Regions from separate parts of the Homo sapiens genome. Here region 1 is linked to region 2. Evidence: chromatin loops called from intact Hi-C (ENCODE). Cell type or tissue: mammary epithelial cell. All regions are shown on one strand.

What was found. A loop is a pair of places that touch in the nucleus more often than their neighbours do. Peaks named below come from ENCODE experiments on the same cell type or tissue, not always from the same donor. Only the 100,000 strongest peaks of a DNase experiment are listed, where the experiment ranks them.
Region 1: a loop joins it to region 2, with 15 times the contacts of the local background. A loop is called at or near these places in 45 of 110 quality-filtered maps.

Annotation. Positions count from the first base shown.
Region 1 is chr3:183,500,711-183,505,710 of GRCh38, reverse strand. The region is part of intron 3 of KLHL6 (kelch like family member 6); the gene reads left to right. Among named protein-coding and RNA genes, the nearest start is that of KLHL6-AS1, 46 kb to the left of the region's middle. In mammary epithelial cell, a CTCF peak has its summit at 2,742; no DNase peak of the experiment used is centred here.
Region 2 is chr3:183,765,003-183,770,002 of GRCh38, reverse strand. All of the region lies in intron 15 of YEATS2 (YEATS domain containing 2), which reads right to left. Among named protein-coding and RNA genes, the nearest start is that of YEATS2-AS1, 43 kb to the left of the region's middle. In mammary epithelial cell, a CTCF peak has its summit at 2,797 (motif pointing right); a DNase peak (open chromatin) is centred at 2,812; H3K27ac peaks cover 512 bases.

The DNA of each region.
Region 1 (5,000 bases), 260 kb after region 2:
TGTTGTCACATCTCTCATTCCAGATATTGGTAATTTGTGTCTGCCCTTTTTTTTTTTCCTGATCAATCTGGTTAGAGGCTTATCAATTTTATTGATTTTTCTCAAATAACTAATGTCTAGTTTCATTTGATTTTCTCTATTGTTTTTCTGTTTTCTATTTCACCTATTTCCACTCTGATCATTATTTTCTTTCTTTCTGCTTAGTTTGGGTTTAATTTGCACTTATTTCTGTAGTTTCTTAAGGTGGAAGTGGAGGCCACTGATTTGAGACTTTCTTTCTAATATTGGCTTTCATGCTATAAATTTCCCCCTAAAAACTACTTAAACAGCATCCCATGTATTTAAGCACGCTATGCCTTCATTTTTTGCAAATAAATCCTGAACACCAATTCCTTGCCAGATATGGCACCAGGTACTGCAAAAACAGTCTGTGTCTTACCCAGGTACTGCTAAACAGTCTGTGTGTCAGAGAAGATGGGACATTTAACAAATGAAGGGTGATGAGTGGATTGATGGGGGGAGCCTAGGAAACCACATAGGTCCTATTCTATGCTGGATGTCTAGCAGACAGCCTGCATATAATTGCAGACAGGTTTCAGTCTCCGTAACTGCCCTCAGTTCAGCATTTATTCAGTGTCTCCCATGGAATACTACACAGCCATAGAAAAGAATGCAATCATGTTTTTTGCAGCAACATGGATGGAGCTGGAGGCCATTATCCTAAGTGAACTGACACAGGAACAGAAAACCAAATAATGCATGTTTTCACTTATAAGTGAGAGCTAAACATTGAGTACACATGAACACAAAGAAGGGAACAAAAGATACCAGGGCCTACTTGAGGGTAGAGGATGAGAAGAAGGTGAGGACTGAAAAACTACCTATCAGGTACTATGCTTATGTATGATTTCATCATACGGATGATGAAATAATCTGTACACCAAACCCCCACAACACACAATTTACCTATATAACAAATCTGCACATGCTGAACCTAAAAGTTAAAATAAATAGCACTTTAAAACAATTTAAACATATACTGTGCCTTGATCAACTATACTTCCAATATTTTTGCTATTTTTGTTTCTGCTTCCTATTTTCTAAGTCCTTGAAATGCAGATGATAAAGATTTTCTCTGATATAAAAGGTCCCTACCCTGTCTTCTGCAAAATTGCTGCAATGAAATATTTTTATTGCCTTTTGTATTTCCGAGGTGCTGGGGGCAGAGTCAGACATTATAAGCTTTAGATTTAGGAGGAGAGAGAATTCTGACATCTGGAAAATTCTTCAGTGGTGAGAACCTGGGCTTGGAGTCAGGCAGAGATCTGGGTGTTAATCTTGACTCCACAATTTATTTACAGTGTAATCTCAGGCAGTTACTTAGCTATGCTAAGGCTCAGTTCTGATCTGTAACATGGGGGTAATAATACCTACCAACTGATAGAACTGTCTTGAGAGTTAAGTAATGAATGGAACGCTTAGCACAGTGTCTGGTACAAGCTAAGTGCCCCACAAATGGAAGCTGTTGCCATTGCCACTTGGTTCGTTTATTGTTGCTCCATCTCTCACAATCAATCATTTTCCTTCTCTGGGGTTAAAACCAGTCTTTTCACTGTGTCTCAGGTTTTTGTGGCCTTATTTTCCCAAATCCTTCTCAAGGCACTTTCTCATCTTCATTTTATAGTTTGGACAACTGAACCAACCAACCAGCCACCATGACCTCCTAATTGGGGTCTCATTGCCAGTTGATTCCCTGAGTCAGTCTGCTCCCTGCTGGAATGGTCTTGGGTTGACTCCTGATGACAGTAGTGTGAGCCTGGAGGCTACTCTGTGAACACATTTCTCCCCGTACCCTTCATTTACCAAACTTTAACCCTCTTGTCCTATCATCATCTTTCCCATTTTTGTTTTATTTTGTTTTGTTTTTTCTTCAGACAGACTTTTGTTCTTGTTGCCCAGGCTGGAGTGCAATGGTGCGATCTCGGCTCACTGCAACCTCTGCCTCCCAGGTTCAAGAGATTCTCCTGCCTCAGCCTCCTGAGTAGATGGGATTACAGGCATGTGCCACCACCCCTGGCTAAGTTTGTATTTTTAATAGAGACGGGGTTCCTCCATGTTGGTCAGGCTGGTCTCAAACTCCCAACCTCAGGTGATCTGCCTGCCTCGACCTCCCAAAGTGCTGGGATTACAGGTGTGAGCCACCGTGCCCAGCCCATCTTTCTCTTCTAACCTTGCCCATCCTCTAAACTGGTGTTAACAACAGGAAATTTTAGAACACACCAAAAGCAAATGTCAGTCTCCATTTGATTTGGGAATGGTAGCTGGAACCTTCATTGAAAGAGAACTTTGGGGACAGAGGAAATTTGCCTCTTCATTTAACTGCCTCTTAAGTTTTCAGACATGAACCTGATCTATACCAAACATTACTCTGACATGTGTGATGTGGGGAAAGGGGAGCAGAGGCTCCAGCCCAAGGACAGCTTTGCTGAAACAATATGCTCACTCTGTCCCCTAGTATAAGATCTGTGGACAGTGAGCAGTCATTAAGGTGCAATTATCTGCTCTGTTTTTAACAATCTGAAAATAAACTGGTTATGCCTGATTGTTGCATGCAATTCATTGGCAAACACTTCCATATGTCTGCAACAAAGTGGCACGTCTCAGACTTCAGATTGACATTTGTCATGGCTTTGGGGTTAGTATTTTGCCAAATGTAGCTGAACTTACAATGTGGTAATGATGCCACCACTCGGCAGCTCCGTGGTGCTGAATTATAAGACAGGTCTCATTACCCTAGCCAAGCCCATCAGCTAGATGATTGTGTTAGTTCTCAATTGCTGCATAACAAATTACCCCCAAACTGAAAACTTTAAAATAACAAACACTTACTATCTAACAGGCTCTGAGTGTCAGAATGTAGGAGTGGTTTAGCTGGGTGCTTCTGGCTCAGGGTCTCTTATGAAGTTGCAGTAAAGCTCTTGGCTGGGGCTGCAGTAATCTCAAAGTTCATTATGAGATTCAAGCTCACACTTACTGTACTGTTGGCAGGCATCAGATCCTTGCTGGCTGCTGGTTGGGAGCCTCAGTTTCTTGCCATATGGGCATCTCTATATCAGCTGACCTCCCCCAGAGCAAATGACCTAAGAAAGACTGAGAGAGCAATCAGGATGCAAGCTGGTAGTGCCTTTTATAGCCTAATTTCAGAAGTGATGTATCATCACTTCTGCTGTAATCTGTTGGTCATAGAGACCAATTCTAGAACAGCATGGAGGGAACTACACAGATGTGAATACCAGGAAGCAGGGATCACTGGGGCCATCGTGGATGCTCACTACCACAATGATTTAGACTGAGTTACCTAGCTTGCCCATTCATTCACTCATCCATTCACTCATTTTTTTTTTTTTTGAGATGGAGTTTCGCTCTTGTTGCCCAGGCTGGAGTGCAATGCTGCGACGTTGGCTCACTGCACCCTCTGCCTCTTAGATTCAAGTGATTCTCCTGCCTCAGCCTCCCGAGTAGCTAGGATTACAGGTGCCTGCCACCACACCTTGCTAATTTTTTTATTTTCTTTTTTATTTTTAGTAGAGACTGGGTTTCACCTTGTTGGCCAGGCTGATCTCGAACTCCTGACCTCAGGTGATCCACCTGCCTCGACCTCCCAAAGTGCTGGGATTGCAGGCGTGAGCCACTGCACCCAGCTCACTCGCTCATTTAATCAATGTTTATAGATGCCCACAAGCTCCAGGTACTATTCTTGGTGCTGAGGATCCACTGGAGAAAAAGGGCTGTTCCTGCCATCAGGGGCCTTACGGTAAATTACAATGAAGCATGAAAAGGGCCGTTGTGGGGGAAATTCAGGGTTATGAGAATGTGTGCAAAGTTAGGAATGGCTTCCTGGAGAAAAGGGCAAAGTGACATGGTAAATTACTCACAGTGCCTTAAAGGGTAAGTGGATTGGGGTGGTAGCATGGGAAATTGAGAATAGAATATTATGGGGAGATCCAGGCAGCAGGCAGGGACCCAGGAAATTTAGCCAGCAGGAGGAGAGCCTTTCGTAGGTCAGGACCAAGGAACGAGGTGCCAGCCCTGGGGGTCAGGAGGTAAGATCACGGCTAGTCCAGTCCTCCTAGCAGCCTCTCAATCACCCAACAGGTTACTGGGTCAGGAGAGCAAGCATTGCAGATAAGACGAGGGGAGCTTCGGAGTGGAGGCTGAGGCCTGGTTCCCGGAAGTGAAGAAAGGGTCATAAGGGAATGAATTCAGGGAGGCCGGTGCTTTTTTCTAAGCATTGCCCTGAAACACCTAGATCCCCTCCGAAAGAGGACCACATAGATTAGTGCTGGTGGCTGTGCCTCAGCTGTGGGGAAGGTGGTTTAGGGACAGGAACCAGGGCTGACACCTGAAGAGAAAGTTGCAGAGCAGCAAAGTTTGTCTTTGGTGCCATTGCCCAGATCCTGTCCTGCCAGCTTGGTGCTCTCATGGTGCCTCCAGGTTCCCTGGCCCACCCCTTCACCCTTATCCCGGCACTGTTCTGCTGTCCATACCGTCAGGGCCAGCCCATTGCCTAGGCTTTGTCCAGCCACACCCATCCCCACTCTGCTGACCTGTAAGGAACAGCCCTGCCACAAACTTTACGGCCGTGGTCCAGCCTCAAGAACGGAGGATGCGGAACTCACTGTACCAGGCTCCTAGGCACAGAAAACCAACCGAACAAACAAAGACTGTTATGGAAAAGTAGAGGCTGGGAGTTGGCTGGTCTGACTATTTGTGGCTCTTGGTTGGATTCACTATCTGAGGGCTCAGTCTTTGCTACTGTAACCTATTTGTTACCACCTATGGGCAGAATCGAAGTTCTGTAGTCTGTGTTAGATCAGTCTAATTTTGCGGGAAAATTGGCGACTTTGGCCATCTGGGAAACGGTTGCTGCCTCTCCGCCTTGTGTCAGCACACCTATGGAACCTTCATCATGGAGCCCAGGGGATCAATGGAACCAGGGA
Region 2 (5,000 bases):
TAAAGAAAACAGTCCCTTGGCTGGGTATGGTGGCTCGCGCCTGTAATCCCAGCACTTTAGGAGGCTGAGGCGGGCGGATCACAAGGTCAAGAGATTGAGACTGTCCTGGCCAACATGGTGAAACCTCATCTCTACTAAAATTACAAGGAATGAGCTGGGCGTGGTGGTGGGCACCCCAGCTACTCGGGAGGCTGAGGCAGCAGAATCGCTTGAACCTGGGAGTCGGAGGTTGCAGTGAGCTGAGATCGTGCCACTGCACTCTAGCCTGGCGACAGAGCAAGACTCTGTCTAAACAATAAATAAATAAAATGAAAACAGTCCCTTAATCAAATATTATAAACTATAGCGTCACAAAGAGGAAACAGTGCAGGTTTCGGTAAGCAGACAGATCTGGTTTTCCAGGTTAGTTATTTTTAGTTAGTAGCTAGGTAAGTTATTTAACCTCTCTTGAGTTTTACCATCAATCCCCTCATCTATAAAATATGGGTAACATTTACCCTCCGAATCATGAAGCAAAATGAGAAAAAGTATATAGGATGCCTAGCTAACATGACAGCTGTTGCTGCTCATCACAACACTTCAACTGAAGAATAATAATCCACAAGGGGATGTGGAGACCAGCAAAGGACAGCCAAAGGACAGACATTTGTGGCTGTCTTCCGCATTCGGCCAAGGCAGAGACCTTGATCTTAACCTCTGGATTCAGCAGGTGAAACAAATTAATCTTGAGTGAATTATACAACATGGGGATCCGCCTGCTACTTTAAAATATTCCAGGGAGATAAATTAAGATGAGTAAAATGCTGGTAATTGTTAAAACTGGGTAATAGGCATGTGGGATTCATCACACTCTTCTCCCTACTTTTCTGTATGTTTAAGGAGAGAAGAAAAGAAGAAACAGAATAAAAGAACCAATTTTAAAAAGCAAGTTAACCTAGAATGAAGACAAGAAATCACCCCCGGCTCTCCTGGTTTGGTTGAAATACCCCTTATTACCCACATCTACATCTCTGTTTTGTTGTTGTTTTTTGAGACGGAGTTTTGCTCTTGTTGCCCAGGCTGGAGTGCGGTGGCACGATCTCAGCTCACCGCAACCTCCGCCTCCTGGGTTCAAGCAATTCTCCTGCCTTTGCCTCCTGAGTAGCTGGGATTATGGGCACACGCCACCACACCTGGCTAATTTTGTATTTTTAGTAGAGACGGGGTTTCTCCATGCTGGTCAGGCTGATCTTGAACTCCCGACCTCAGGCGATCTACCTGTCTCGGCCTCCCAAAGTGCTGAGATTACAGGCACCTGGCCTTCATCTGTGTTCTAACTGCATGAACTTCATTCTGCAGGGGACCTGTAGAGTTTCTGTAGCCACAGAGCAGGGCAGGGTCATCCTCCCAGTGATGTGGAAATACGGAAACCCTTCTTACTGATCAAGAACTTTTCTGTATATTTATGAAAGAAAAAAAAAACCCTTCTTAATGTAGCAAAACTTTTTGGGAGTGTGGCAGAAACTGCTAGTTGAACCCCAATATCTATTATTTCCTTCTCCTCTCATAGTAACAGAGCCCCCAGTTTTCAGCTGGGGCAATGGCCACATGGAATCACAACTCTATTTCCCAGCCCTCCCAGACCTAGGCGTGGCCATTTGCTTTCTGGCTAACGGGATGTGTGCAGAAGTGAGAGCGACTTTCGGGCTCTGTCTGCCCTCAGCTCTCCCTCCCCCTGCTCCCTTCCTCTTGGCAAGAAGCGTGAACGTGGAGGTATGAGATGAAGTGTTTTCTTAGTCCACAAGCCGAAAGCCAAATTTTGAGAATGTCAGAGCAAAAAAAGGAAAGCCAGGGATCTAGATTCTCGATGACTGTATGAGAAATAAACTTACTTAAAGTTCTGGTGTTCAGATTTCTCTGTTGCAGTAGTTGAACTTTTCTCTTAACTAAGATAGCAGTCTTCAAACCTCCCAAACATATCAAATAACCTATTTCACAAGTTAAATTACACAGAATCTACTTTTATGTTCCTAAACAAAGAAAGCAAATAACTTAGGGAAAACAATACACACATTTTTAGACCTACTTCAATTTCTTTCCCCACATTACATGCACCTGACTTGCTTTTCCTTTCTTGTGCCAAGTGCTTCAGAGTTTTCAGGATATGACACGTAATTTCTCCAAGAACCCAGTAAAACCTGGTATCCTGCCGGGCGTGGTGGCTCATGCCTGTAATCCCAGCACTTTGGGAGGCCGAGGTGGGCGGATCATTAGAGGTCAGGAGTTTGAGACCAGCGTGATGAACATGGTAAAACCCCGTCTCTATTAAAAAATAAAAAAAATGGCCGGGCACAATGGCTCACACCTGTAATCCTAGCACTTCAGGAGGCCAAGGCGGGCAGATCACAAGGTCAGAAGTTTGAGACCAGTGTGGCCAACATAGTGAAACCCTGTCTCTACTAAAAATACAAAAAAATTAGCTAGGCATGGTGGTGGGTGCCTGTAATCCCAGCTACTTGGGAGGCTGAGTCAAGAGAATCACTTGAACCCAAGAGGCGGAGGTTGTAGTGAGCCGAGATGGCGCCACTGCTCTCCAGCCTGGGCGACAGTGCAAGACTCCAGCTCAAAAAAAAAAAATTAGCTGGGCGTGGTGGTGTGGGCCTGCGATCCCAGCTAAGGCTGAAGTAGGAGTATAGCTTGAGCCCAGGAGACAGAGGTTGCAGTGAGTCAAGACTGCACCACTGCACTCCAGCCTGGGCAACGGAGCTAGACGCTGTCTCAAAACAGAAACAAAAACCTGGTATCCCAAGTCAGCCACTGGAGGGCAGTCTTTACCAGCAGAGCTTACCCACCTTGTGCACACCGCCTGGGAGATGACTGTCACTACCTCCCTACCTTCCTTCTGGAAAACAGGAGAATGAGGAAATCTGCATTCTGTTGGGAAAAACTCTGCAGCTGATTATGGACACCACTAAGAAGGTGTAAGACCTCTTAAATAAGACTGTATTACCCAAAATTAGTTTGTTATTTTTTTAAAACAACATACTTTGGCCAGGCACAGTGGCTCATGCTTATAACCCCAACACTTTGGGAGGCTGAGGCAGGCAGACTGCTTGAGCCCAGGAGTTCAAGACCAGCCTGGGCAACATAGTGAAAACCAGTCTCTACAAAATACAGAAAACAAAACAAAACAAAAAACCTAATTGGGTGTGGTGGTATCACCTGTAGTCCTGGGAGACTGAGGTGGGATTGCTGGAGCCCAGGGAGGCTGAGACTACAGTGAGTTATGATCATAAAACAAAACAAAACAAAAAAACCCACAAGAGCAACAACCACCAAAAAACCACAACGTATTTCGGCCTAGAGCCTGAACTCACCTACTGACTTTCCTCATTCTCTTCCCATTCAATAATTCTCTCTCTGTTGCTAATTTCCTGCTAGCTTGAGAAAGCAGACACCCATTGTTTTGTATTTGTTATACACTTAACTTCGATTCATGCTTTGATTAAATGTTTCTATTTCTGCCCTCCCTGTTTCCTACACATACCTGTGGCAAGTCAGAATTTACTTCAGCAAACTGAAGGGGAAGAGTCTGTATCTGAGATTTTCCCTCCAGATATTAAAAAATATGGCTGTTTACAAGTTAAGTGCTCACTGATAACCATTACAATGGTACTTAGGCATGGATATGCCTGATACTCACATTAGTTACTATTTACTGAGCACTTGCTCTGTGCTAGGTAGGTCCTTCATATACAATCTCTAATTCTTCTACAACCCTGAAAGACCAGGGCTCAGAACCTGCACAGGTTACACCAGTAATGAGTGGCTGAGATCTGAGATTTGCAACAAGCTCTAACTGCAAAGCTCATGCTCCTTCTACTTTAACACACTGCTTCCTTCCCATATGGAACTACTTATTCCTCAGTTGTCCCTTTTCATGTCAAAGGCAGCACCTCTTCCCACTTTGAGGAAAAAGATCAGCTGTGTTTCTGTTGTCCCAAAGTTGTATGGAGGGTAAAACAGTGCCATTTTTTGCCACCCTCCTGTTTCCTGGCATATCTTTTTTTTTTTTTTTAGACAGAGTCTTGCTCTATCTCCCAGGCTGGAGTACAGTGGCGTCATCTCAGTTCACTGCAACCTTGACCTCCCAGGTTCAAACAATTCTCCTGCCTCAGCCTCCCAAGTAGCTGGGATTACAGGTGCACACCACCATGTCTGGCTAATTTTTGTATTTTTAGTAGAGACAGGGTTTCACCATGTTGGCCAGGCTGGTCTCGAACTCCTGACCTCAGGTGATCTGCCCACCTCAGCCTCCTAAAGTGCTGGAATTACAAGCATGAACCACACACCCAGCCTGTTCTCTGGCATAGTTTCTAGGAATGCACTTCAGCAATAACCAGGAACAGTCTGTACTCACAGACAGCTCCTTATCTCAACTGCTAATCATGGATTCCATTTCCTGGGTAAACAGTGGTATCATCTCACGCACTACTGCTTCTCTGCAGTTCCTTCACACTTTGCTGTGGTTTTTCTTTTCAGATGCCCTTAAACCATATTTAGGGCATTGTGGCACAGACCCACCTATCTCCTCCAACCTTACATTTACCATTAAGTAGGTGGCCATGTGACAAGTCAGTACAGTTGTTCAGCATCACTGGAGGAGTGGATTGGCAATATGCAAAGCGGCAAAAAATGGAAACGAACTTATCCAAGAGCTTCTAACATAAACAGCAATGCTAAGTTGATTCAAAGCAGAAATCAGTAAAGCCACATATCCCTATGTGAAGCAAAACAGATTTTGAGGTACATATACGACAAGCCTGAGTAGGAAGTTCAGATGACAATAACTGATTTACTAAGGGATTTTGGCAGAATTCTTACCCCTGAAGCCAGAACCACAGTGGGAGCACTAGTAAGCAGTTGGGGATGCCTGTCTTAGTCATTCTGGCTACGAATGCCTCAAAGTCAAATGAGATGCTGTAGCACCATGATTCCTAAATCTGCTGCCTAAGTAGATG